Linked DNA regions of Homo sapiens: all the other regions are linked to region 1. The links are chromatin loops, found by intact Hi-C in ENCODE. Cell type or tissue: PC-3. All regions are shown on one strand. Region 1 has its middle 4.5 kb from the start of KCNMA1. Region 2 overlaps KCNMA1 (potassium calcium-activated channel subfamily M alpha 1). Region 3 overlaps KCNMA1 (potassium calcium-activated channel subfamily M alpha 1). Region 4 overlaps KCNMA1 (potassium calcium-activated channel subfamily M alpha 1). Region 5 overlaps KCNMA1 (potassium calcium-activated channel subfamily M alpha 1). Region 6 overlaps KCNMA1 (potassium calcium-activated channel subfamily M alpha 1). Region 7 overlaps KCNMA1 (potassium calcium-activated channel subfamily M alpha 1).

Region 1 (4,000 bases):
AGGGCATTGTGCCTGAGCTGTGCCTTCTTTGACCTAGCCATGGATGTCCTTTGGGGAATGAAGATGATGTTCTTGCAAGTTTGTATCTTGGCAGGCAGGTGGCGCAATGATTGAGGAGGATACGATGAGACCACAGCATTATTTTCTTCCAATGCACTGGCTTTGATGTGTTAGAAAAGAAGAGAATTACTTTGCGGGTAACATGCCCTGGCTCAAAGCTTCTTCATCACAATTGGCTGATCTGAGGCCAGTGACCTGGGGCAGGGCTGGGAAGTATCCCACGGCCAGACTGACTGCCACAGGCACCTCTTTCCTACACACACCTGCTCTCCCGAGGCACTGGAGACAGGATGGAAGCATGTCAGTGGAAATCTTCTGGACATCTTTTTTGACAACTAGAAGTCATTTGCACACAGTTTTATAATTTATTTTAAAACATATTAAACTTTGGAATCATCTAAATGCCAGGAGTATGCCATCTACTGAAATGTTATCCAATTATCATTTTTTAAAATAGTGTTTTCCATGATATTTAATGACTTAGAGAAAATGCTAACAGTTTCATGTTAAGGGAAAATAGGATAAAAGTTAGATGTTTAATCTAACCCTAATTTTGCAGAAATACACACCCAAGGAAAAGGTATGAGATAAATATATAAAAATATTAATAGTGGTTATTTTGGGGTGGTAAGATTCTATGTGACATATTCTTTTTTCTTGTCACTGACTTGAAGCTTATATGAAACTTTTATATTCCAAAGTTTATAATACATATGAATTATTCTTACAAGCAGAAGTAAATATAAAATAAATATCTATAAAAATGTAAGCATGTGAAAGCTTGTTCTGTAAGTCCCACTCTCCAGCATTATAAATTACAAACAGATAAATCACTTCAGAGGTAACAGACTTTCCTTGTCGTGCCAAGTAACCTGGCAGAGCTAAGCCTCAGTTTTCTCACCTGTAAAGTGGGAAAATAGCTACAGCCTTTTTTTTTTTTTTTTTTGAGACAGAGTCTCGCTCTGTTGCCAGTTGGAGTACAGTGGTGCGATCTTGACTCACTGCAACCTCCATCTCCCCAGTTCAAGCAATTCTCCTGCCTCAGCCTCCTGAGTAGCTGGGCTTACAGGCATGCGCCACCACATCCAGCTATTTTTTTTTTTTTTTTTTGAGATGGAGTCTCGCTCTGTCGCCCAGGCTGGAGTGCAGTGGCGCAATCTCGGCTCACTGCAAGCTCTGCCTCCCGGGTTCACACCATTCTCCTGCCTCAGCCTCCCAAGTAGCTGGGACTACAGGCATCCACCACCACGCCCGGCTAATTTTTTGTATTTTTAGTAGAGACAGGGTTTCACTGTGTTAGCCAGGATGGTCTTGATCTCCTGACCTCGTGATCCACCTGCCTTGGCCTCCCAAAGTGCTGGGATTACAGGCGTCAGCCACCGCGCCCAGCCAATTTTTATATTTTTAGTGGAGATGGGGTTTTGCCATGTTGGCCAGGCTGGTCTCGAACTCCTGACATCAGGTGATCTGCCCGCCTCAGCCTCCCAAAGTGTTGGGATTACAGGCGTGAGCCACCGCGCCTGGCCACTACTGCACTTTTTTACTTCACAAAGAGACTGTGAAGACCAAGGGTGGTTAGAAAGAGGGATACTGCTGACTTTAAAAGAAAACACAGTGGTGATTCAAGGAAGGGCAGGGTTACTGGTGGCAGTAACAGTTGAGATCTGACATCAAGTCATAGTAATAACATGAACTTTGTTAGCTGCCTTTATCCACAACAGCTTATATGCTGGTAGGACTGGTAACTAGATAATTCATACTGTTGAAGCTGTAGGGTTTTGTTGTTTTTTTATCAATTTTTCTTATTTTTTTAAGTGACAAAAAGTGTGTTTATGGTGTACATGATGTTTCAAAATACACATACATTGTGGAATGGCTAACTTAAGTAAATTAACACATGTATTACCTCACATACTTATCATTTACCTGTGATGAGAAGACTTAAAATCTCTCAGTGGTTTTCAAGTATACAAAAAAACATTGTTTATCCACAGTAGTCACCATGTTGCACAATTAGATCTCTTGAAATTATTCCTCCTGTATAACTGAATTTTTGTATCCTTGGACCAACATCTTCCTGATCCATGCCTCCTTCCTACTCCCTGTAGTTTTTTTTTTCCAGCAGGGTTTTCCTCTTGGAATTTTCATATCTCAAATTTCAGACTGTTAAATTAAGTCCCTTTTTTGAACATTCATGAAATAATGTCATGTGCCAGGAAAATCCACCAGAGGGCGCTAGATCATTTAAAGAGTCACCACCTGGCTTCTCCATCGCAAAATCGCGAAGATTGATGTCAGAGTATTGGAACTAGGTCCAGGTTGGAGGAAAAGAAAATCCATTGCACATTAATTGCGATGCTGGCCAACATTTTAGCAAATAATCTTTTTTGTTCTCCTTTTACCTTAGTCACTCTGCTTTTTTAGTATGTATGTTTATGCACTTCCTTTTACTTCTTTTAAATCAGTTAGGACTGTTCAGATTAGAATATTTAAGCTTGAAACCTCTGATTTGCTTTGAGAGCTGCCATAGACACACATGCACATGGTACAGAGGCTGCCCTTCTCTCTGGGAAGCTTTTGAATGAATTTAGAAATAAAAATAAGGCTCGTGGTGTTTTCAGAACAGAGGGTGAAGTTTCTACTTCTGTTGAGACTTTCAGTTCTTGTGCAATGGACCTCAATTTCCAGCCTGCAGACACACCTACATTAGGGGAAGATGTGCTGGGCTTAGAGTGCTTCTCTATACCTTTCCCATTTCCAAGGCTGTCCAGGGACTGGCAAGAAAAGGAGTGGTGTTGGGTAGTCAGAGAGCTCATTTAGGCTGGAGGGGCTCTGCTGTGCCCTGGAGTCTGGCCACAGTCTGGCTGTGGACATGCTGTGGACAGCATGACATGCAGGCATGTGCACATACAATTACGAGCTCAGGGGTCAGAAGATCTGGTTAGACTTGCCTGTCCATTTTTGGGGTCACAGTAATTATAGTTAAGATCTGTATAATATTTCCTTCCTTCCTTTTTCTTTTTTCTTTCTTTTCTTTCTTTCTTCTTTCTGACAGTTTCACTCTGTCATCCAGACTGGAGTGCAGTGGTGCAATTTCGGCTCACTGCAACCTCCGCCTCCCGAGTTCAAGCGATTCTTATACCTCAGCCTCCCGAGTAGCTGGGATTACAGACATGTGCCACCATGCCCAGTTAATTTTTGTATTATTAGTAGAGATGGGGTTTCACCACGTTTGCCAGGCTGGTCTTGAACTCCTGACCTCAGGTGATCCCACCGCCTCAGCCTCCCAAAGTGCTGGGATTACAGGAGTGAGCTACCATGCCCAGCCTTCTTTTTCATCCTCACATATAACCCTTCGAGGTAGGCAGGGAAGTTTCTGGCTTTATTTTGATTGTATAAATGAAGAAACACATCAAATCAAAGATACCTAAGGTTCCTTTTAAGTTTGAGGTTCTGTCTGTGCAGAGCCTTTTCCTAAATTTGTAATGCCAGGGGCCAAGTTTTCTGGAAGTGGTGCAAAAGTTTGTGAACAATGTGGAAATGGCCAGAGAGAACTGGGCAAAGGCCTGGGAATGTCTATTTCTGGTGGATGGTAGCACTCTCTCAGTGCTTACCAGCCAGGCCATTCAGGGAGGAGGTGAGAGACTGGGGATTGTAGGAAGGAAAGGATATTGACATCAACACTGAGAGTTTCTGATGATTCCTGACTAAGCCGAGGCTTTGGACAGCACAGAAGTTGCTAAAAGCTTCAATCAGCAGAGGCAGGGGTGATGAAGAGAGCAGGAGATGGCATCTGAGGGGCCTCCAAGCACCCTCTCCAAAGATGCTGAGGTGATGAAGGTGATGATGGAGGAGAAAAAGCTATAGATCCTGCAGTTGGGGTGACAGAAGTCACGGCCATCGGCTGCTTACCAGTAGACCCCAGACTGGCATTTCAGGG
Region 2 (4,000 bases), 210 kb after region 1:
TGCAGCCTGGAGAGGCCAGGGTAGAATATTTCCCAAGAAAATCATGAAGAGGACAGAGAGGATTGGGGAGGCTTTATTGTGTTGGTGACGATCTGTGAATTATAATCAAGGCATGTTGATGGACAAGTCCTTAGCATGTGTTGCCTAACAGTTTATTCCTTCCACCTAACTTAATGGAGGCCCACTCTGTGCTCGCCACAATACAAAGATGTATTGCATTGATACAAAGACGAATCAGCTTTAGTGATTCTCATGGGAGTTGTACTTATAGTAGATTAGCAGGTGCATGGACATGATGTAAGTGGATGGCGCCTCCTTGCACCCTCCCTTGTTATGACCACTGTGAGGTCCTTCTCAACTATGTCTGCAAAAAGTGCCTGCTTTGTCTGTTCTCCTGGGGAACAGAAATGCTGATGTTTCACTAGGCGTTGTTCCTAGGTGAGTATTCTGGATGGTGGTGGTGGAGCCTATAAACCAAAACATGTCTGAAAGAGTTCTCAATCAATTTAGAGGTTCATTTTGCCAAGGTTGAGGATGAGCCCAGGAAAAAGAGATAAAGGCTACAGTAGACTCTGTGGCCTGTGCTTTTTCCAAAGAGGGTTTTGAGAACTTCAGTATTTAAAGGCAGGAGAGTGGGAAGGAGCAAAAAGAGGGACACTCAATAGTGCATTCGGCTCCTGCTCAGTAAATCTTGTATTTTACATAAGATAAAGTAAACATAGAGTAGAGGAAGAAGAAGTCAGATCTGCATTTGTCTTGAGGTGGGCAGAGGGATGATTTCTAGTCTTGTCTTTGTCCCTTACCTGTGAAGATACATTGTCAGGGTGAGAGAGGCTACCTGGGGAGATAGGTGACCTTCTCTCTTGCAGCAATCTGTTTAGGAACAAAGAGAAAGCAGCTTTTGCATGACAAAGTTCACTCTTTCTTTTGGCATAGTGAGTTGAGGGTCCCAAGATTTTACTTTCCTTTCACAAACCAAATTGTGACATGGCTGTGAGAGGATGGTTTCTTGTATCTTGTATCTTCTTGAGGATTAATCTAAATCATTTGTGTAAGAGAAGGAGGTAGACTGGGAATCAGGACTTCAGCTTCTATGCATGGCTCTGACACTCATCTCTTAGTAGGATTTTGAACCCTGACTTGCTTATTGCTTCAGTTCCTCTTGTTCAATGGAAAGGTTGGGTTGCCTGATATATCATATATATACATATATGATAGATACATATTAACATATATATAAATCACAATATTCTTTGGAACAGGAACTCTGAAAGATGCAAATATAGGAATAAAGGGGTTTTGTTTGAGAAAGCTTGCAAGATGTTAGGTCAAACAAAACAATTAAATAGTGTTCTTCTTATTGCAGAACTTTTTAGGGCCTTTAATAGACTACTATGGGGAATTTCCAAAAGAGGGTACAATATGCAGTGATTCTCAAACTTAGTTGACCATAGAATACTTGTGTTGGGGAGAAGCTTATGAAATTAATATTCCTTGGAATTCTACTTTGGGAATTGTAAGGGTAGACCAGCGATGTTCAAATGGTGGCGATTTTGCCCTCGAGGGGACGTTTGGCCATGTTGGGAGACATTTTAGTTGTCACAATTAAGGATGGGGGTGGAATGGAGGAGAATAGCTACTGGATAGATGCCAGGGATGCTGCCAAACCTCCTGCAATATACAGGACAGCCTCCCACAACAAAAAGTTTATCCATCTAGCCAAAGTGACAATTGTGCTGAGGTTGAGAAACCCTGAACTTAAAACCCCCTTCTGTTCCTGGCTCTAACACTTGGGGGATTAGGTGGTTTGGTGACCCTTCCGAACTTGGCATACCAGTTCACCCTCAGGCATCTTTGGCTCTTGAACTGTATATTATTCTCTAGAAGGCAGGAGAGGTGAGGCCTTTCATACTCATCCCTGCAGACCTGCACATTTCTGGCACCAGACCCATATATCTATATATCTATATATTCATTTACCACAGCCCAGCATTCCTGGCAGCCTGAGAGCTGGTGGCTAGTTGAGAAGAACATTTAGTCTCCCTTTCCTGGGTCTTGTTTCCACCCCTAGTGGCCAAGCTGGGGCAGCTCGCTTTGCTCTGTGGTCTGACAAACTTGGATTTCAAAACCCACTGCCTGCCAGGAGCAGTTCCCGCAGACAGAGCTCAGATTCCAAGAAGACTATCTGGCTCTTAGAGATCCATCATCTTTATGAAGTTTTAAAATCACAGATGGTTTTTATGGATATTCAAGGTATTCCAGCCTTTCATGTTTTCTCTTCATCCCTCTTTCTTCCCCAATCACACATTTTTCTCCAGTAACCAAAACACAATAGGTAATGGAAATTCCATTACAGGCTGACCCACAGAGACTGCATGGGACCAATGCAATTATGTCTGGAGCAAAGCACTGTCATGACTAATTAGCCTCTCACATAAATGAATTTTCCTATGGATAACTTCAGAAAAATCAGCCTGCAAAACACACTCCTTATTAGTTTTCCTTCCTTCTCTGGGCTTCGGAGTTAGGCTTTCCCTAAGGATTCTCTCCACCACTGGGCCACGTGAACAGTCTAGCCCATGGTGGAAATCCATTTTCTGCTTGCTCTTCACCCCCTCAGTCCTGTGCTTAGTTTCATTAGAGACTAAGTCTCATCAGAGACCTCGTTATTTTTAGGGTGATGAGCTATTTATTGAGCAACTTGCTTCTCTCTTGGAAGGCAACATAGGCAGTGATGAGCAGGGGCTCTGTCACCCCAGCTCTGCACTGACAGTAACTTTGGGGGAACCTTGGAGAAGCCACATTGGGACCTCCTGGTTTTGTCTTCCCACCTGTAGAGAGGGGCATTGTCCTTGATCTAGAGATATCAGCTGTGATTGAATGAGTGTAATTCACGGAGCAGACTTTATTGGCCACTGAATTTAGAAGGGATTATAAAACACATCTTCCTTCAAAAGGATGCTTAGAGCTGGGCATGGTGGCTCACACCTGTAATCCCAGCACTTTGGGAGGCCGAGGCAGGTGGATTACAAGGTCAGGAGATCAAGACCATCCTGGCCAACATGGTGAAACCCTGTCTCTACTAAAAATACAAAAATTAGCCAGGCGTGGTGGCATGCACCTGTAGTCCCAGCTACTCGGGAAGCTGAGGCAGGAGAATTGCTTGAACGTGGGAGGTGGAGGTTGCAGCAGTGAGCCGAGATCATGCCACTGCACTCCAGCCTGGGTGACAGAGCGAGACTCCATCTCAATAAATAAATAAATAAATAAATAAATAAATAAATAAATAAATAAATGAATGGATGGATGCTCAGGATTGGATGACTTATTGGGCAAAAGCCTGGGCCCTTGCTTAATTGGTTCAGACATTTGTTGAGTGTTACCTATGTGCTAGGAAGTACTGCTATTTCTTCTGAAGGTTGTAGAATCTCTAAATATAGAGACAAAAAGAGAGGGGAGGGAAGGCCCTTGTGAGGTGTTAGCAAAGACCTCCCACCACCACTGACTGGCACTGATTCAGTATCTGTATCTGGGTGCTGTGCCAAGTCATCTCCACATCTCAGCTAACACCCTCTGTGGTGCATATTGATAGTGCCCCCTTCCAGGGGAGGGCACTGAAGCTCACAGAGGTTAAGAACCCGTCCAATAACATCTGAGTTAGTAACTAGCAGAGGTGAGATTTGAGCTCAGTTCTATCATACTCTAAAGCAAGCCTCTTCACTCTGTGTCTGCTGTGAGCATTGTTTTGAATGGGTCCTTGATTCCCAGCCTGTATTGACTTTCCACTGCCTGGGTGCTCCAGCCAGGCTCAGGGCTCTGGGGAATATATAAGTGACCATCTGGGCTGGGACAGCACCATGATGCTGATGTGCACCAGGAAGGGCTGCCTTTGGGAAGAATTGCTGTGCACTGCACTCAGAAATTGCATGTGCTAGATGTTGGAGCTGAACTCCCCTAAGAGGAATTTTCTAAGTGGATTATGAAATCAATTTAGTGAGTT
Region 3 (4,000 bases), 340 kb after region 1:
GAACCTGGGAGGTGGAGCTTGCAGTGAGCCAAGATCGCGCCACTGCACTCCAGCCTGGGTGACGGAACGAGACTCCATCTACTGAACATCATGGCTTAGCCTAGCCTTAAACCTTAAATGTGCTCAGAACACTTACATTAGCTCATAGTTGGGCAAAATTATCTAACCCAACACCTATTTTGTGATAAGCGTTGAACATTGCATGTAATTTATTGAATATTGCACTTAAAGTAGGAAACAAAATGGTCGTATGGGTACTTGAAGTACAGCTTCTTCTGAATACCCATTGCTTTTGGAGTATTGTAAACTCAAAAAATCATAAGTTGAGCCATTGTAAGTTGGGGACTGTGTCTGCATGTACAGGGATGATATAAATGCCCTTGGAGCTTGGAAGAGGGAGAAATTTCTGAAGGCCAGAAGAGACTGGCTTTGGATGAGCTATGTAAAACCAAAACCCTTGTAGCCTTGTTGGGATTCAGGGAGCCATGCCCCTTCTGCTGATCTTGCAATTGATGACCTTTGAACTGAGGCAGTAGTAGAGCTTGGGTTAAATTAAAGGAAAGGGATTCTACCTCATGTGTTCTTTTGCAAGTTGAGAGTGTCAACTGGTCTGGGGATGACTTGAGCTGCGTGTGCTATGTTGCACTGGTGAGGTGGTCACTTGACCTCGTACCAATACTGGCTTCTGAGTGGCTTCCAGGTATTGACCTTGGCTAATGAGATTGGATTCAAAGCATTTGCAAGTGCCAGTAGGTCAGTGATCACCATTATCTACTGTGCACCTCCTAAATGCCCTGCCCTTTTTGCGTAAGCTGGGTCTGACAGCCCTAATCGGTCCTACCTCCTAGATAGCACTGTGGCCCATTTATTCTTACCTAGTTCAGGCCACCATCACTTCTTGTGTAGACAACTGCAATAGTGTCCTACAAATCTGCTGACATTCCCTCCTAAACACCCCCTCTCTGTCAAATCCATTCTTCTAACTGCGGCTGGTAGAATCTTTCTAAGATGGTTTTCTGATCATGTTAATTCTTTTCTTAAAACTCTTCATTTATTTCTATTGCACTTGGAAGAAAACCTAATCTTATTATATCCTATATGTGTTGTCTGACCCAGAATTTTTGTCATTCTTTATTTGATACTCATGTGGCTCAACTGCAACAGCAGCAAACAGCTGGGCTCTACCCATGTGGATCCCTCTACTTGGAATGTCTCTCCTCTTCTCCCTTTCCCCACCTTTTGCTTAGCCTCCACTTACTCATCCTTCTTGGGCATCACCCCTACCAGATCAGGTTAGCTGCTCCTGTTCCACAGCTCATAGCTTGCTGTACTTTCCCTTTGCATTCCCTAATGAACCCCCATGTGTTATCCATGTAGTTTTCTGTTTAGTGTCTGTCTCCTCTTTCCCTTTCAGGGACCCTTGCAAGGTCCCTGAGGGCAGAGACCACCCCCATTTTGTTGGCTACTGCTCAAGACCTAGCACAGAAGCCTGCAGCTCAGCAGGCTCTCAGGGCATGTTTGTAGAGGCAGTGGCTGCTTTGGGGTTTCCAGAGCTTCCTTGGGAGGTTTCTTCTGTGTGTCCCATTGACCAGAGCACCACTGGGGGTGAAGTGAGCCCCAGACATCTTTAGGTTTCCATCTTTAGGTGAGCTTTATGCCCAGGCACGTAGCAGAAGAAACTGTTTCTACTCATAAACCAAGCAAATTTATAGTGGAAATCAGTGGGAGAAAATAAATATGAATCCCCATGATGTCATTTTATGGGCTGCTTTATAGATTGTAATCACCCATTTAGAGTTTGCAGGCTATTAATTTTGTTTGCGCAGAGCCTCAGGACTCTTGGGGACAGAATTTACAGGGCTGTGGTGTCAGACACGTGGTTCTAGGTCTTAAACCCCTGAAAGGTTTTGGAAAGAGAATGACAGGTAGCCTATGGAGCAGCTGGGGCTTAGGGCTCTTTCCTCTAGCTTTCCTCCTGGACATAGTTTTAAAATATTTGTTCACTGTTTTATCATCTTAATTTTACCCTAGTCTTCAGGCCTGTCCTTTCCGTAAGCTAGGTGACTATGTGGGTCTTGCATTAAACCTTTGGTAGAGAGAGCTCCCCTCTGAGAACCTGAAGAGATGTAAAGAGGAACAGCACAAGGTCAGAGAGAACTGGGTAGAATCCAGCTCTACTCCTTGGCTTGTGATCTAGAGCCAATTTTCATTGTTGTTGTTACTTTTTTCAACCTTCGTTTCTTTCTCTATAAGTTGAGACCCATGCCCTCAACCTCAAAGGGTGATTATAAAGATAAAGAAGAGGAAATAGGAAAAGCATTTGGTACTCAAAATGAGTTATAGTTCATAAAATGACTATGACGATTGCTGTTTTAAGGTAAGCTGATAGAGTGGGAACACAGTGGAAACTAGGAGTCAGGGCACCTGGTCCCAACCCTGTCACTGATGTGCTGGGTGATTTTGGACATACTAGTTAGCCTCTCTGGTCCCAAATTCTTCATTGGTGAAATAAAATGTTTGGCTCAAAAGATTTTCAGACATGGTGCTTCTCAGTGTGGTCCATCGACCACCATCCCCTGGAGACTTGTTAGAAATGTAGATTCTCAGGTTCAGCCCCAGCTCTCTTGGCCCAGCAGTCAAAATTTTAACAAGCTCTCCAGGTCTCTGGTGGGCATAGTGAAGTCTGGGAAGCATTACCTTGGTTCTAGCACTCATGTCCGATATTGACTTCCCAAGCAGCAGTCACCTCTGGAGCCTTCCTCTTTGGGGTCTTGGACCGCAATGGCCTTTGGCAAGGAGTCTCTGCTGGATCTGTGCTGCACACGGGGTGTGGGAATCTCTGGGCAACCAGAAGAGCAGTAGTAACATCTTTAGGTAACTGAAGTCAATCCTGCCCACTGGGCAAATATTAATTGGTTGCTCAGGGCTGCACTGAGTTCAAATACTGAGCCACTCAGGGGCTTCGAACGACCAAGATCAGGCAGTTTTCAACCTGTGATCCACTTTTGGTAGATTTAAGGCAAAAGCAAATATTTTTTGCCATTTTTTCCCAAATTATTTTACCATTATGGCACGTGTTGCTCCTGCCTAGGAGATGCATTCCCCAGAACCAAGCAAACAAGAAGAAGGTCCTCCTTCAGTGGGCTGTCATCGATCATTCCCCGTTCCATGGCCACAGGACTGACTGCTGATGAAATCTAAAAGACCAGCTTGCAGAAGGCATGGAAATCCTGGGGTTAGGGGCCCCTCTGCTATGGAGGTATGACTCACAGTGGGTCAGGGAACCTGAGTGGGATCATCCCTGGAACTCAGAATCTCTAAGACACACTTATTGGCTCTCTATAAGCAATAACAGATGGCAAGATAATATTATTCTTCTAATCTTTTGCTAAAAACATTCAGTCATTTCTCAGGGGCCTCCCTAGTAGAGGAAGACACCTGCAGGGTATCTCATTCTTTCTTGTTCTCATTTTCCCTTCTACCATTTTCCCCTTAGTATATTTCTGGCCCTATGTGCAGGAAATCAGGTAGCTGAGGTGTGGTTTAAGGGACCCATTGTGGTTCTTATGGCCCATCAACACAATTCCTTCGTGTTGGCCTGCAGTATCCATGTTTGTTACCCTTTTGGGTCAAGGCATGAAAACATCTGTCCACAATGCCAGTCTTACCTCTGATATCAAAGATAGTATCTGAGACGGGTGATAAACAAATTTAATGTGAAAAGCTGATGATGTTTTGAAGTCAGTAGAGGACGGAGCTGACAATGAGCGTCTTGCAATGAGTCTGTTCTCAATTTCATTGCTGATAAAGAGAAACAGTGTAGTGTGGTGGCGAAGAGCACAGACCCTGAAGCAAGAATCCATGGGCTCAAATTCTGAGTCTTTAAGTCTGTGGCCCAAGAATTCACATTTCTAACTGACTTCCTGGGTATGCTGATGCTGCTGGTCTGCAGGTCACACTCAGGGTGGCAAGGTCAGGCAAGGTCAGAGCACAGCATGGG
Region 4 (4,000 bases), 230 kb after region 1:
GTGGGCAAGTCCTTTTGGCTTCCTCTTGGCTCTTTTTCTGGATCCAACTTCATCGTAGGGCTGGACCAGCCACTTTGTCAAGGGTATCCTCCTCACTGAGGTCTGGAGATGGGGACAGGGTGTGGATGCCCCTGGGTGTAGGGAACCGACACTTCCAGACACTCGGTGAGCTCTGTCTGGGTGGAAAACCTCATCAGAAGCCAGATTGAATCACACCAGTTTCTAAGACATTCCTCAACCATGTTAGGCAAAAGAGTCCCCCACTGACAAGCTGGGGTAGAAGGAAACCTGATATAATTTTGGAAAAAAACCTTACTTGAGAAAGAAGGTTCTCACAGCTGCCGAGTCTCTCTCGACGTCCAGGGTTGGAGGGGTCCCAGGCCATGGAGAGAAGATTGATGGGTCTAGCGGAGCCAAGTAGAGAGTTGAGGCTTTGCAGGGCCAGGCGCTTGCCATCCTTAACTCCCATTAGGGATCGAGAAGGAAAAGGAGAAGGAGTTCTCTGAATCCAATGGAAAAAGAAGTCCTGTCTCCTTTCCCTGGGCTGTTGAATTGTTTTTATTTCACATTAGCAACTGCTCTGGACTCTCTTGTGTTTGGCTGCTGTGTTGGAGACCTAGATCCAAACTAGGGTGTGTGGGAACCCAGGGACATAGAGGCTGAAGTTTTGGAACCCAGCCAGTTCTTCCAAGGGGTGAGGTCAGAGGCAGAGTCCAGGGAGCAGGGCAGCTCTGGGAGCCTGGTTCCTCAGGCTGGGCTGTGCTCGGAGCGGTAGATCCTGACTGCCGCTGTATGCCTGGTAACCTGGCCATCTTTCTGCCTCCCAAAGTCTGTCTGTCTTGCTAGCCCTTGGTTTCCTGAATGGGGATCATCTTAAGTGTGGGGAAAGGCTGTCTGACGACCTAATTGGGACAGCTCTTTTGACCCGAAGCCAAGCCCCATCCAAGTTCAGCAAATGGAAGAAGCGGGAACATGTTCAGTTGGTGAGGTCTATAGGCACAGACTGGATTAGGTCCTAAATCATGGTGGAAATTTTCCTGGCACGGGACAAATCCTTTTGTAAACAAGAACATTCATCTTTCTTTTGACTGACATGCCTGGTAGGGCATGTGCCTCTCAGAAGCTCCATGTCATCTGATCTCATTTGGGATTTAGTGTTTTTATTTGAAAATGTAGCTGCCCTGAGGAACAGCAGTTAGGAGCCAACCCCCAGTTTAAGCTTCAAGTCATGGAAACTGGCCTGGTTTACCCAGACGTCAGTGATGCCTGGGAAAGCTCTTGCTTTTCCAGTGCCCACTGAGCAGAGATTTAATTTACTCAATCGGTACGTGTCTGTTAAGCACATTGCTGTATGCCAAACACTTTGGGCATAAAAGGTATATAGGCCTTGCCTTCAAGGATTGTCCAGGCTAACTGGGGCAATGCAACATGCATGGACCAAAAGACAGCTAAGTACCTGTCCCATGTGGAATTGGGGGAGCAGATGTGGGCCCTGGAGACAGGACAGGGAGAGCTTTGGGGAGATCTAGCCAGGAAGGAGAACTTCACTGCACCTCTGGGATTTGATCAGGGAGGATGAAGATGGTTGGGGAGCAATGGGGAGAGCATCCCAGGAGTGGGAACAGCCAGCACGGAGGTGTGGCAGTCAGGAGGACCAAGTCATAGCCGAGAAGTCAGGTGGAAGAGCAGGTCAGTGACGAGTGGGGAGGGCAGCCGGCAGCCTCAGCTCCAGGCCTTGAAGATCAGGCCTTGAGGAGTTTGACTTCTATGCTTAGGGCATTGTGGACTTGGCAGGATTTTTGAGATTCCAGAAGATATGAGCGAAGAGTGAAAACAAAGCAGGACAGAACAAAAAACAGAATTTCTTCATTTATTATTTCAGTGCACTGTGAAATGCTCACCGTGTGCTAGGTGCTGTTCAGGCTTTGAGGATGTGGAGTGGGCAAATCAGGCAGACTCTGCCCTGACTGCTAGAGAATAAGCACACGTGTGTGATGAAGGTGGTAGTGGTGGGAAGCAAAGAACAGCAGCGAAGGGGATGACCGTGTTCCCTTCCGTGTGGGGCACTGGGCTGTGACTTACATTGCTCTCGGGTTACTCATCTTTTTACTCCAAATTGCTTGGAGTCCTCTGTTGACTCTGAAGGGAATATTCAACCATAAACAATTCATCCTATCTGCTATCTGTGGTTGAATTCTTTCTTCCCAGTTGCCCCTTGGGTGGTGGCTTGGGGCCACGGTAACACTTGTAGTATTTCCCGGGAGGTTGTTATAGTTCTGTGCATTTCCTGCAGTAGTGGTAGTGAAGGCATTAGATGCCAGGAACTCAGGCGGTTGGTATGGCCCTGAGCTCTGAAAATGCTTGCCTTCCCCTTTCCCCTATTGTGTGGGCCAGCAGCTTGCAGAGCTCCTCCAGCCCTGAGAGACCATGCCTCCATCCCTCAGACCCTACCTTTCCTGGCCCCAAGGCTGCCTCTGGCTAGTGTGACAGACACACCCTGGGCCCCTGAAGTCTGAAAGCCACATTTTTCGAGGGGAACCTGGCCACTATGAGTGTGGAATATTGGGGCCTTAAATTTCCTGCCTGTAGAATGAGGCATTTGGGCTAGGGGAGTGGTTCCTAGACTTTTTGTGGGATAATCAATGAATTTTTATAAAACAGAATATCACAAGGCCACCAGCTTTTTATTTTGACAAGCAAAAACATAAAAAAAGAAACTGTCAAATGCCAGCTCTGCCACCATTGTCATTTCATTAAAAGGACATGTTAATACCCAACAAAGGAGTAACGATATAATGTCAAAGAAAAGGACAGTTCTTCCTGGGAGAGGCCCTTCATCAGTTGTCTTCCACTGACACACACAGTGCGCTGTACTGAGGCTTTTCATTCCGTACCACATCAGGGGCAGCACTGCCCTGTGGCCATGCAGGACCCATGGGAACAGAGCACCTGTGAGCTACCTGCAGGAGCCTTTGCTGAGGAGAGTGAGGCTCCTTGGGGGCTGGATCCTCCTCCTGGTCTACAGGATGGCAATGGGCTCCCTCCGGTAAAAGTTAACTTGGCACGAAGATTTCTGCATTCTTTTATGAACATGAGGGTTTGGGATTTCCTGTGTGTTTGGTTATCCATATCCCAGTCTGCCCTGATGAGAAACAAATGTAATTTTTGCCTTCCTGCTGGGCCCCTGCCACAGTTTTCTTGTCTGGGCAGGTCTTGAGCTGAGCTTCTGGGGCAGGATGGGCTGCCCTGCAGACTGGCAGCTGAGTCTCCGAGTCTCTGATGGACAGCAGGCTGTCTTGGACCCTGCCAGGGTCATCCTGGCTGAGGACTCTACTAATCCAATTCAAAGTCTCTATGGCTCTGATAGTGGACTCTGGACTGTCACTTATATTTTCCAATTTTATTAAGCTAATTGAAAGAGAAGGAGATTGTTATTTTACAAATACGGCACATTGGCCAGGATGTATGTATTAGCCCTGAAAGTTTGGAGGTTGCCTTACTAATTTTAGGCAGCATATGTGGCCATTTGAGAACATATCTAATGTCTAATGAGCATTGTATTCCCAGGTTGGATCCCCGTCCCCTAGCCCATTTCTCCAACTCTCTGTCCGTACATAGTGGATTATAACTGAATTTAGATGTCTGTACTACAGGATTTTGTTACTTAGAAGCCATAGGTTGTGAGATGGTTGTTTCAGTAGTAGTAGTAAACAGAATTTTATATGGAGATTCCATCTCTGTTCTTGCACATTGGACCTATCCCAAGACAGTGTGGAATAGAGAGAAAAAATATGGCCTTCAGAGTTAGAATGGACTAGATTGAAATTTCAGCTCTGCCACTTACAAGATGGGTAATCTTGGAAAATTACCCAATCTCTCTGAGCCTCATGACATTCCTACCTTGCAGCCAGGCGTGGTGGCTCACGCCTGTAATCCCAGCACTTTGGGAGGCTGAGGCGGGCAGATCACTTGAGGTCAGGAGTTCCAGACCAGCCTATCC
Region 5 (4,000 bases), 120 kb after region 1:
CTGGGGATTTTGGGGCAGGTGGAGAGTGTTAAGGAGGAGGCGAGGCAAATGAAAAGGCAAAACATTTGGGGGAGTTTTTGAAAAAGTTAAATAAGGAAAAGAGTGTCAGCTGGGGGAAAGCACATCTCAGGCCCCATTGCAGGACCCCTTCCCCAGTGGAGTCATAGAGTCCCCTACTCTGCCCCAAGGTGTTGGAGATGGCTCATGGCTCATGGGAATGTGCAGGAAGTCCCCTGAGTCTTATTTATTTATTTATTTATTTATTTATTTTGAGATGGAGTCTTGCTCTGTCACCCAGGCTGGAGTAGTGCAGTGACATGATCTTGGCTCACTGCAACCTCCGCCTCCTGGGTTCAAGTGATTCTCCTGCCTCAGCCTCCTGAGCAGCTGGGATTACAGGGACCTGCCACCACGCCTGGCTAATTTTTGTATTTTTAGTAGAGATAGGTTTTGCCATGTTGGCCAGGCTGGTCTGAAACTCCTGACCTCAGGTGATCTACCTGCCTCGACCTCCCAAAGTGCTGGGATTACAGGCATGAGCCACCGTGCCTGGTCCCTGAGTCCTCTTAGGGTCTCCAGAAATCACTATATCAAGTGAGGTTTGGGGATGGGCACATCTAAGTGATAACCACCCACTAGGCAAAAGGATCCTGGTGTTGGGAGATGGGGTGAGAAACTGGGGTGGGTGTCATTCATTCAACCGAGTCATCACTCTCAAGGGACCAGATGGAGAAAGGGAATATAATAAGAAAAATGATGATGCTTAAAATAAATATTGATAATGCCCACATTTTCAGGGAACTTCTATGTGCCTTAGATATTTATTTATCCAAGAGCCTCACTTCTTTTTACTTGTCCGATCCTTACAGCAGATCTCCAAAGAGGTTCTCTGTTATCCATGGTTTACAGATGAGGAAACTGAGGCACAGAGAGGCAGTTAAATCACTTGCCCCAAACCACTGAAGCCATAATTGGCGGATCTGGGATTGAAGCCCAAGCTTCCGGGCACTAGTGTGTGGGCCTCTAATCTTGCACTTTGCTGCCACCAGAAATTAGGCACCAGGATGGTAACTGAGGAAACCAGACAAGAGTGAGAATGTAGGGGTGGAGGATGGAAGATGGGTATCAGGGAGGTTTTCTGAGTTGAAGACAGTCTGTCCTGTGGCTTCTTAAAGGTTGCTTTCAGATGAGGGTGACACAAAGGTGTCCCCCTGTCCTGGACATGATTTAGAACCCTATCCACAGAGAACATGCCAAATTTTATGCACCTCAGGGCCTTTGCACATGCTGTTTTCTTTGGCTGGAATCACTGTTCTCCCTGCTTTGTGTGTTATGGTTCTTTCTCATCTGTCACACTTAGTTTAAAGCTGCCTCCTGCAGAGGCTGACACGTCGTAGCAGTTGCTCCATGAAAGTGTTGAGTAAATGGATGAAGAATAAAGCTCTTGGCCTTTCAGGGAATAACTATAATGAGAAATTTGGAAGATCTTTCTGCAGCTGAGCCTTTGGAATTTTGATGTCTTCCAAAAGCTGGGGTTGTTAGGAGAAGAGGTACCAAAGTGGGGCTTCATCTGTAAAGACCCAGCTGGAGCTCTTGTTCACGCCTTTCCCTGAGGCTGGAAGGTCTCTTGGATGTCACAGGCTGCCTCTTTAAAATGGAGACAGTGGTGGACTTTCCTCTCTGTTGAGGATGGGAATGAGGATGAGGGAGCAGGCTTGGGGTGAGCCTACCATCCAGGGGCAGTGAACTTTATATGGCGTGGGATGACCAGTGGCCTCCCCTGGGGTGGCTGCTGGATATTGGCTGATGGATGGTAGAGGAAACACTATTCTCATCTCAATTCCTGGATTGGTGTGGGGGCCAAATGAGATCCCATCATTCCTAATTAAGATGTAGTTACATTAATGATAAAGACAACAATGGCAGCTAATACTTAGAGAGTGCTGCTACCTGCTGGTCACTGTGCCAAGCCCTTTAGTGTGCCTTATCCTTGAGTCCTCACCAGCCCCTATGTGCAGGAACCTGCTGAGATGAAGTGACTTGCCCGGGCCACACACCTGGTAAAGTTGGAAACCAACTGGAGCCAGCCCCAGACCTCACATTGCATACCCCAGACCTCACACTGGATACCCTCACACTGCACACCCTCACACTGCATACCCTCACACCACATATCCCAGACCTCACACTGCACACCCCAGACCTCACACTGCATACCCTCACACTGCATACCCCAGACCTCACACTGCACACCCTCACACTGCATACCCCAGCCCTCACACTGCATATGCCAGACCTCACACTGCACACCCTCACACTGCATACCCCGGACCTCACACTGCACACCCTCACACTGCATACTCCAGACCTCACACTGCACACCCTCACACTGCACACCCTCACACTGCACACCCTCACACTGCATACCCCAGCCCTCACACTGCATATGCCAGACCTCACACTGCACACCCTCACACTGCATACCCCAGACCTCACACTGCATACCCTCACGCTGCATACTGCACACCTCACACTGCATACCCTCACACTGCACTGCATACTGCAGACCTCATGTATACCCTCACACTGCATACTCTCACACTGCATACCCTCAAACAAGGCCCTTTTCTGACTGTCACTTGCACCAAACAGAATGCAGAAGTTTTCTAACTTGAACCTTTGAAAATTTTTTCTGTTCTGTGTTTCACGAAGGGATGTGTTAATTGTTGAGGTAATTGCAGAGTTCCCTGGCTTTATAATCACTCATGTTATTTATTGTTCTTGTTATTATTAGTAAAAGCCATAGTAATTCAGCCTTTGGGTTGGAATGGCAGCAGGAGCCAGCTGAGTGACCTTGGCCGTGATATTAATACTCTTTACAGTCTTCCCTCGATTATCCAGGCTAATGGAAAGAGAACCAGTGCCCGCAAATAATCATAAAACAAAAAAAAAATCAATTATCTTCTCAGTGGAGTGTTGACTGACACGTGGGTCCTACGCCTTTTATGAGGCTGGCCTTCAAACACAGCTGCATCTTTGGTGATATTTCAGAAAGCGTGAGGTGGGAAATAATCCCTGTTTTGCAAGTCAAGGATGGAGAAGGAGCCTTTCATCTCTGGATAGAGATGGTGTGTGGATATCACCAGCTGCCAATGGAGGGGTCAGTGCTGTTATTCTCTTTCCTAAAGCAACTCGGGGGTGATGGAGAAGGTTGCCTTAATCCCCTCTGAGCATTTCACTGGCTGATGTGGACTCATGGAAAATGTCAGCGTGCTGGCCCAGGCCAGGCGGGCTGAAGCCAGTGTGTCTTACAGCTCTGTGGAGCAGACGTGGTGTGTGGCTTGAATGGAAAGGTCATAAAGGCCTGGGACAAGTGAGTGGACGGAGCCAATGGCACTGTCTGGTAACACTATATGGAAGATGAAATTGTAGTGTGGAGCTGAGAGGTGCAGGGCTGGGGAAAGAGACCTCAGCATTTTCCATGATTAACTTTCTAATAGTAACCATGCGTGGACAGTGGGTGCTGGGCAGCAGGGAGACAGTCTTCTCCAAGCGTGCATTCATACAGTGCAGGCGGCTTCCCACTATCTTTGGGTTTTCTCCATTTTGTCTGAGGCAGGGATCAGAACATAGACCTATTGTCTTTGATGGCAAAGTGAGGAGGCAGCCAACTTCATGTCCTCCTAATTGACTCATTTCCTCCCCGCTGGAGTCCCCAAAGCATAGGTGACCAAGAGCTCCCTCTCAGCTCTAAGTCATGAAGAAACGGATGCTTAGAGAGGTTACCCAGAAGCTGGGGACAGAGCTGGCACCACACCCAGGCCTCCTCCCTTCCAGTCCTGTGCTTGGGCAGGCAGCCTGTGGGCTTCTTCCTTCGGCCCTGTCCCCTTCCCTCAGTACTAACACGTGCTCCTAGATTTCTGAGCAGCCCCTAGAGAGAAGTGACGGATTCATACTAGAGTGTTCATGACTTCATGTATCACTTGCCTGAGAGTATTTT
Region 6 (4,000 bases), 150 kb after region 1:
GAGTGGGAAGACAATGAGCAGAGCTTTGGAGAGCAGAGTTTGAAGTACTTGTGGGACACCAGGTGAAGACAGCCAGGTGACAGCAGGAGCCAGGTGTCCTCAGGCTCTTGCTAGTGCTGTGTCCTGGTCAACACACTTAATCTAGCTGAACTTCAGTTACCTTACCTGTATGTAAAATGAGGATGTTCATAGCTCCCTCACAGTGATGTTGAGAAATCAAGTAGGTAAACAAACATGGTATATAGCTTTGGGGGCCCACTGGTCTGACAGGGCGCTCAACCTGTCCTCTTTTTTTTTTTTTTTTTTTTTTTTTTTGAGACAGTGTCTCGCTCTGTCACCCAGGCTGCAGTGCAGTGGCGCAATCTTGGCTCACTGCAAGCTTTGCCTCCCGGGTTCACGCCATTCTCCTGCCTCAGTCTCCCAAGTAGATGGGACTACAGGCGCCCGCCACCACACCTGGCTAATTTTTTTGTATTTTTAGTAGAGACGGGGTTTCACCATGTTAGCCAGTATGGTCTCGATCTCCTGACCTTGTGATATGCCCATCTCGGCCTCCCAAAGTGCTGGGATTACAGGCGTGAGCCACCGTGCCCGGCCCTGTCCTCTCTTTCTTGAATGGTGCTCCTTCTAGAGCATTCCTTGTAACATGCATGAGGTGGTCTCTTATCTTGAAGACCCGCACCTGGTGAGGAGGGTGACAGACAGGATTCTGTTGTCAAGGAGGTGGTAGGAATGGAGTCCAGGGTGCTGCTAAGGGAGGGCCAGGCTGTATGGTCAGGTGGGCACAGCTGCATGGAGGATGCTTCAGGGGCTCTGGAGAAGAAATGAGTGACAGAGCTTTCAAGGACCACCTTCTAGGGGTGGGGCTTCCAGGCCTCCAAGGAGGGCTCTGTGTCTTTATCAGACCGATGGCTGCCCAGAACCTTTGGCAGAGGGGCTCAGCCTGCCTTGGTGCCAGTGAGCTTCCACACAGGAAGACTTCCTGAGGCTGGTGGCTTTCCATGAGCAACTACAGGGAGGAACCGCGGGGGTACTGGTGGCTCAGTAGCCTCTGCTTCCTCTGAGGGAATGGAGGGGTCAGTCCCTGGTGTGGGGGTCTCTTCCCTGTCCTCTGCTCATCATGAGGCTGGCTTTCCTCTTTTGCCCACCCCTTGGGCTGGGACCAGAGCACAGCCAGTCACCAGTATGGTGGCCCAGCACGGCAGGCTGTGCCTGTCTGTGTACACGCCAGCTCCATGAGGTGGAAGCTTTGGCAATGGGCTCCCAGGGAGCTTCCCCGCAGGCTTCTCAGGGGAATGTGTTGGGAGTAGATGCATGGAGAGTTCGTTTTTTCTCCCTTTCATGAATGAGAAAACGGGCAGAGAAATCACGGCACTCATTGGCCGATGTTTCTGTTGGTGCAGATTACCAAGGGTGCTGAAGTCAAAAGGAGTGAGCCACAGTCAGCCCTCTGGGTGGTTGACTGCCACTGGGGCCTTTAGACCAGGAAGGTGTCGTGACCGAGGTGGACCTGGTGGTGAGATGCAAGGTGTGGCAGCCTGATGCGGAGGTAGCAGAAGGGAGACAGGCCAAGTCAGGGCAGCCGGCAAGGGGCCCATCACAGAGCAGTGCAGGCGGGAGGCCACAAAGGCCTGGGCTGGGGTAACGTGGGGGCTGGAACCGGGAAGCTCCTTCACACATTGAGCCTACTTCTTGGGACTCTGTTCCAGTATATTAGTAATGTTAGGAATTTCAGTTTGGCTTTTTAAAAAGCTGTTTTTCCTTTGAGGAACTCAAATATTATTGGTTGAATTGTGTCTCCCCAACAGATAATGAAGTCCTAGCCCTCCGTACCTGTGAATGTGACCTTATTTGGAAATAAGGTCTTTGCAGATGATCAAGTTAAGATGAGATCATTAGCGTGGGCTCTAACCCAAAATAACTGGTGTCATATTTATAAAAAGGGGAACTTTGGACACAGAGACAGACATGCACACAGGGAGAATGCCTATAAAGATGAAGGCAGAGATTGCGGTGATGAATCTGTAAGCCAAGGAAGGACAAGAAAACTAGGAGAGAGGCCTGGAACACATGTGCCCTCACAGCCCTCAGAAGGAACTGACCCCAACGACATCTCCATGTCAGACTTCTGGCCTCCAGACCTGTGAGACAATGCATTTCTATTATTTAATCCAACTCAGTTTTTGATACTTTATGATGGCAGCCCCAGCAGACGAATTCACCAAGCTTCCCGGATCCCATTTCTTCACTCTCTGGAAAACTGCTCCCTCTGGTGTCTGAGAATCACACGTATGACCTCCCTGAGGGGCTCAGGGTTGGCAAGGCCTCCCCATCTGGGTGGTGAAAGGTGCTCTCTGGGCTGCAAAGAATCCAGACAGCTCTGTGAGCAGCGGCTGCCAATTCACTGACATTGACTGACTCTGGGGACTCTACCCTTTTCATCCCCATGTGCCCGTTTGTCCAGCCCCTGCAGAAACCCCTGTGGGGTCTGGCAGTAAGCGAGGCTGCTGTTCCAGGGAATGTGTGTGCTGAGGCTAGCCAGGCAGCTGGGCTAGCCTCCTCCTGCACAGTCCTTCTTAGGAATGTCCTAAGTACCTATTCAGCCCTGGCCTGAAGCAAAGGAGGCACTGGGTAATGAGGACTGGGACCCCATTGCTCATGGTCCAATTGGCGAAATGCCAGATTAAGCACAGATCACTTTTCAAAGTCAAAGGCAACGTGGTGAGTTTCTTTGGCATTAAAAGTCCTCTCCCATGGTTATCCCATTCTGAGTAGCCAGTTGTGTATTTATTCACCCAGCCCTGTGTTGCGGTTATTGTCTTTTGAGTGTTTGATTCTATCCCCTTTATATGACTCATCAGCCCCCAGAAAGCAAAGGCCCTGTCTTGTTCAGCCTGGCACAGGGGCAGCCGAAATTCCCACAGGGCTCACCTCCTTCGCCTCTGCCTGAGATGTCTTATCAGCGTCACTCTCATTCTGCAGGGGAGGAAACCAAGACTCCAGGGTGGAGTGATTGGCTGTATGTTTCACCTGCAGCCACGCGAGGCCCAGAAGTCTTCCAGTGCTTTGGAGGTTCACAAGAAATATGGTGACTCAACTGGAACCACATTAGAGGTCAGCATTTAACAGGTCCCCTCAATTTTCCCACAAGGGCCAGTCTTGTGTCCTCGGCTATGACCATGAGCCACTGGGGAAAGAGATGCTCTCTTCCCTGCAGCTGCACGGCTCCCCGTGCTGGGTTGGCCACACACTCCCCACCCAGTGCACCTCCGTTGATTGATTGACGTGGTGTTAAACATGTGGCCTTTTGCAGGCAACTCTAGGAGGGTGATGAGCTTTGCAAATCTGCCCAGTGCCTAAAACTGAACCACACACATAATTCACTCACACGCACTCGCTCAGTTGGGCGTGCATTCTCACTGCCATCCTGCCTCCAACTCACGCTTGACGCCTCACAGTTCTGGACTTCTCTTCTACCACACAGCAGTGCCTGCCCTGGCTGGCCAGTACTACATTCCTGACCTTTGGGTTTTGGGTCCCTGGGGGCAGCTTGCTGCCATCCGAACCACCAGGCCCTGGCCCTCAGCGAGGCTTCTCCAAGTGTTCTGCTGCCTTACTTCTGCTTTCGAAGCACCATGCCTGTCCTGGGGTGGAGTCAGAAGTCAGAAGAAGAGGCTGATTAGCCGGGGTGCCCTTGGAGGGGCCAGGGTCTCCTGATCTGCAGCCAGGGCTCTGCATTTAGGAAGCCTTGTCAGAAGCCTGCAATTGGCATTGAATCTGTTTAGAGTGCTCAACCTAGTGCCAGGAACTGTGGGAAATCTGAAGACATGATCAGTTTCCAGAGAGTCAAGACAACCAGCAGAGGATTCAGGTTAATAAACTTAGACTTGTGTTCAGCTACCTGGTTCAAATCCCCATTCACTGGCTTTGACCACAGGAGAATGATTTCACTTCTCTAAGCTTAATTTCTTTGTAAAATTTCACAAGGTATTATGAGCAT
Region 7 (4,000 bases), 290 kb after region 1:
TCTATAAAACATCAATTTGTATGTAGAAACTGAAGTTTAAGAAAGACAAGCTTTTCTCTTAATTTAAATTATTGCGTCTCATGGGAAATTTAATTTTTTAAATAAATCACATATTCCAATGAAGCAGAAAGCTTTGCTAGATACACAGTGAAGATGTTTGCTTTAAAAATTGTTCTTTATTCAGCTAGAGAGGAACCAGGGGAATACAGGAAGATAAAAAGTGCTGAATGGAATATACAAGACAAGGTTTTGAAATCAAGGCTAAATTAATCATCTCTCCCTTTCAGTGGGCTATATCTAAGCAGAGGCTGGCAGATACTCTCTGACTGTCAGATTTGACTATGTTATTCTCTACCAGAGGATGCTACCAGAATGACTGTCCCAGGGTCCATGGGTGCCAGGATCTGTTAACTGATGGCAATCTTCACCTGAGGAACTGCATGTATCTTCAGGGATCTCTTGCATGCAAGTGAGACAACTATGGTTCAAGCTGCTTAAGAACCAAAAAAATGGGGATGGGAATTTGATGGCTTGGGTAACTGAAAAGCTTAGGGTTAGGCTTCTCTTCAGGCTTAGCTGATTCCAGGCAATCAAATGATGTTCTTCAGTCTCTTGCTGTCACTGGTTCACTCATTTCTTTTTCCATCTCTTACCTCTGCTTTCTTCTGTGTTGGTTTTATACTTGGGCAGCCTTCTTTTATGTGGATTTCCGTAACAGAATCAAATGCATATCATATTGGCTTCTTACCTTTGGCTTTCAATAGAAAGATAGATTCTCTTTTATATATAGACATACAGTAGTTCCAGCAAAAGTCCTAGAACTCACTCTCATTGGATCAGGTTGGTTGGCATGTTGCTTCTGAACCAATCACCACAGCCAGGAAGATAGGTCTCATAGTCTTACTGAGCAAACCTGGGTGGATATCACTCCTGGAGATGGAAGGTGGAGGTGGGCGCATTCTTAAAACAGAGGGATTGAGAGTGGGGAATAGGGCATACCAGAAGGGGCAATGAATGCTAGTCAGGTAAAGATAATAGCTATCCACTATGATATGGTTTGGTTGGGTAGACTTGAGGGACCAGACCTGGGGTGACCCATGTTTGCCCAGCTGATCCCATTGGGTGATTTCTTCCTGTTTGATTTCCTGCAAGGTACCTCAGTTGTTGGCATGATTCTCCTGCCATCTTGCTCCTGGATGTTGAAAGGCCACACGGTGTCTAATTTACCAACACAGACCTGATCTAGAAGGCAAAGACAAGTTCTATGCCCACACTTTTCCAACTGTAGAGTTAAGAAGTTATTTCTATCCTCCAGGCTTAATTTTTGGCTATCAATATTGAGCTAAAGACTATTGAAGATTTACAAAATTATGTATCAATTTAATTTTACTATAATTAAACACATTTTAGTGAAATTCCTGTAGCTTCCGTTATTGATATTTTTCACAACAATCCTCTGACATATACAATTAGCCCTATTTTACAGGAGAGAAAACAGGGTCAGAATGGTAGAGAACTTGTTAAAGGCCATGCAACCTGGAGAATCCAGCATCTATGTGCTTGTGCTGGGTTTGATGCATTTAGGGATGAATAAGACATTCTCTGCCCTTGAGCTGTATGTAATTGCTCTGTGTTTATAGTTACATAAAAGAATGAGTAATATGCCTCTATGGAAGTAAAACAGAAGGAAGTGATTAATTTTACGTAAATGTAGTCTAGGAGACAGAAGGGACATTAGAGATGGGTCTTGATGAGTGAGTAGGAGTTTCCCACGTGGATATTGTGTACAGGGGGTCGTTTTTTCACTGAGTAATGCGTGAGTTTTCTATGAGATGGAGCTGCCAGTTTCAGGAAATGTAATGTCACCCTTGACTCTGCCTTCTCCTTTTACCAGAAGGATGGCCACAGAGATCTACATTAGTATTAGTTAGGTGCTTTCATTTGCAAAGACTAGAACTCCTAACACAAATAGGCTTAAATAATAAAGGGCATGTATTGTCTTATCTAATTGAAAAGCACAGAATTAGGGCTGACTTAAGGCCAAACTTGATCTGTTGGCTCAACAATATCACCAAGGATCTGGCTTCTTTCCATCTCTCCGTTCTGTCTTATGCTATCTTTCATATCCTTTGGTGTCTTTATCAAAGGCTGGCACCTTTTAGGCCCTAATATGACTGAAGGAGCTCCTGGGGCTAGATGCTTCCTTCATCATGCCCAACAGGAAGGAAATGGCATCGTTTCCAGGCACTTTCAGCAAGACCTGAGAGTCACTCTGATTGGACTGGCTTAGGTCACATGCCCATCCCTGAACCCATCACTGCTGCCACGGAACAGAGAACATTGATAAAGTTGATTTCCCTGAAGCCACATGGATCCCCAAATGGAATTTTGCAGACTGATGGAAGGAGGAAGTGGACAACGGATGCTATATTAGTCCGTTTTCACACTGCTGATAAAGACATACCTGAGACTGTGAAGAAAAAGAGGTTAAATTGGACTTACAGTTCCACATGGCTGGGGAGGCCTCAGAATCACAGTGGGAGGTGAAAGGCACTTCTTTACCTGACAGCAGCAAGATAAAAATGAGGAGGATGCAAAAGTGGAAACCCCTGATAAAACCATCAGATCTCATGAGATTTATTCGCTACCACGAGAACAGTATGGGGGAAACCACCCCGTGATTCAGATTATCTCCCACGGAATCCCTCCCACAATACGTGGGAATTATGGGAATACAATTCAAGATGAGATTTGGGTGGGGACACAGAGCCAAACCATATCAAATGCTCAGAAGGCATATGTTTTGGTAAGGCATCAAAGAAATGTTTACCAGAGCACTGAAGTTTCCATAGTCTCTCTTTTTTGGGCAGTAAAGGTTCTATATAGCTCCAAGACATAATCTTTGATGCTCAGTCTATGACAACTCAAATTCTAGGCCTTTCCTTGGATAATTCAGCCACTGAACTACCTTTTGCTTCCCTCTGTAGTCTCTTCTTAGTTAGTACTCTGGACAAACTTGCTTTGACTTTGTCCAAAGACACCCATTCTTTATTAGTATATGACGAATTTTGTGGACAGAGAAGAGTGCTATGGGCATGATGGCATACTTACCACACAGAATGATCTAGAACTTTGTAGCAACTAATGTCCTAGGCCTTTTCCAGAGCTGCTTTCTTCAAATGGGGCAACAGACGTGATGCCGCATTTTCTAAAGCTCTTCCCAACCTCCAAAACAGCTTCTTTTCTTTCTGCTGAGGAAGCTAAATTTACTTTCAGTCCTCAAATGGTGAAAAAAAGGGGAGCCTCCCCAGATGTCTCACACTGATAAGAGGAAGAAATATCCAAAGCCATTAGCCAGTGGTGACAAACAGTGTGTGAATTGTAACGGACGCAGGGTGGCTGAAGAAAAGACTGAGTGGTTGGAGACAGGCAGGCAGGCCTGAGTTTCAAATCCTTACCCTGTCACTTTCAGCACTTTGGGATGCTGAGGCAGGCAGATCACGAGGTCAAGAGATCGAGACCATCGTGCCATCATGGCCAACATGGTGAAACCCTGTCTCTACTAAAAATACAAAAATTAGCTGGGTGTGGTGGCACGCATCTGTAGTCCCAGCTACTTGGGAGGCTGAGGCAGGAGAATCGCTTGAACCCAGGAGGCGGAGGTTGCAGTTAGCCGAGATTGCACCACTCACTGAACTCCAGCCTGGGTGACAGAACAAGACTCCATCCCCACCCCTCCACCCCCACCACCCCCCCCCCCAAAAAAAGAGGCAGGATGCCATGGGGTTGAAGAAAACAGGCCCTGTAGCCAGGCTGCCTGAGTCTGAATCCTGGCTCTACTGTTCACCAACTGTGCCTGCGTTCATGTCCCAGCTCTTCCATTGACTAAGCCTGGATCAAGAAATAATCCCTGAGTTCTAATCTGTCATTCAGGTAATTGCGTTCTTATGTTTCCTTTTGTCATTTGGCCTTCCAACTTAGTTGGGATGATGGTGGCTGT

Evidence for each region. Peaks named below come from ENCODE experiments on the same cell type or tissue, not always from the same donor. Only the 100,000 strongest peaks of a DNase experiment are listed, where the experiment ranks them.
Region 2: a loop joins it to region 1, with 6 times the contacts of the local background. A loop is called at or near these places in 9 of 110 quality-filtered maps.
Region 3: a loop joins it to region 1, with 3 times the contacts of the local background. A loop is called at or near these places in 2 of 110 quality-filtered maps.
Region 4: it touches region 1 in a loop (4-fold over the local background); 8 of 110 quality-filtered maps call a loop at or near these places.
Region 5: it touches region 1 in a loop (5-fold over the local background); 14 of 110 quality-filtered maps call a loop at or near these places.
Region 6: it touches region 1 in a loop (6-fold over the local background); 44 of 110 quality-filtered maps call a loop at or near these places.
Region 7: a loop joins it to region 1, with 4 times the contacts of the local background. A loop is called at or near these places in 2 of 110 quality-filtered maps.

Annotation. Positions count from the first base shown.
Region 1 is chr10:77,640,289-77,644,288 of GRCh38, reverse strand. No RefSeq gene overlaps it. Among named protein-coding and RNA genes, the nearest start is that of KCNMA1, 4.5 kb to the right of the region's middle. In PC-3, CTCF peaks have their summits at 91, 2,086 and 2,287 (motif pointing right); DNase peaks (open chromatin) are centred at 98 and 2,308; H3K27ac peaks cover 501 bases.
Region 2 is chr10:77,427,017-77,431,016 of GRCh38, reverse strand. All of the region lies in intron 1 of KCNMA1 (potassium calcium-activated channel subfamily M alpha 1), which reads left to right. Among named protein-coding and RNA genes, the nearest start is that of KCNMA1-AS3, 78 kb to the right of the region's middle. In PC-3, CTCF peaks have their summits at 299, 1,879 and 2,088; a DNase peak (open chromatin) is centred at 2,056.
Region 3 is chr10:77,303,646-77,307,645 of GRCh38, reverse strand. All of the region lies in intron 2 of KCNMA1 (potassium calcium-activated channel subfamily M alpha 1), which reads left to right. Among named protein-coding and RNA genes, the nearest start is that of KCNMA1-AS3, 45 kb to the left of the region's middle. In PC-3, no CTCF peak of the experiment used is centred here; DNase peaks (open chromatin) are centred at 1,235 and 1,775; H3K4me3 peaks cover 352 bases; H3K27ac peaks cover 715 bases.
Region 4 is chr10:77,414,695-77,418,694 of GRCh38, reverse strand. The region is part of intron 1 of KCNMA1 (potassium calcium-activated channel subfamily M alpha 1); the gene reads left to right. Among named protein-coding and RNA genes, the nearest start is that of KCNMA1-AS3, 66 kb to the right of the region's middle. In PC-3, no CTCF peak of the experiment used is centred here; DNase peaks (open chromatin) are centred at 1,074 and 2,144; H3K4me3 peaks cover 1,225 bases; H3K27ac peaks cover 2,980 bases.
Region 5 is chr10:77,518,449-77,522,448 of GRCh38, reverse strand. All of the region lies in intron 1 of KCNMA1 (potassium calcium-activated channel subfamily M alpha 1), which reads left to right. LOC124902464 (a long non-coding RNA gene) reads left to right here. Exons shown (of 2, transcript XR_007062205.1): 2 at 1-4,000. Among named protein-coding and RNA genes, the nearest start is that of KCNMA1, 120 kb to the left of the region's middle. In PC-3, a CTCF peak has its summit at 1,955 (motif pointing left); a DNase peak (open chromatin) is centred at 3,708.
Region 6 is chr10:77,492,912-77,496,911 of GRCh38, reverse strand. All of the region lies in intron 1 of KCNMA1 (potassium calcium-activated channel subfamily M alpha 1), which reads left to right. Among named protein-coding and RNA genes, the nearest start is that of KCNMA1, 140 kb to the left of the region's middle. In PC-3, a CTCF peak has its summit at 2,282 (motif pointing left); a DNase peak (open chromatin) is centred at 2,271.
Region 7 is chr10:77,353,731-77,357,730 of GRCh38, reverse strand. All of the region lies in intron 2 of KCNMA1 (potassium calcium-activated channel subfamily M alpha 1), which reads left to right. KCNMA1-AS3 (KCNMA1 antisense RNA 3) reads right to left here. Exons shown (of 6, transcript NR_126365.1): 2 at 3,112-3,321; 3 at 2,503-2,562. Among named protein-coding and RNA genes, the nearest start is that of KCNMA1-AS3, 4.9 kb to the right of the region's middle. In PC-3, no CTCF peak of the experiment used is centred here; a DNase peak (open chromatin) is centred at 1,690; H3K27ac peaks cover 3,426 bases.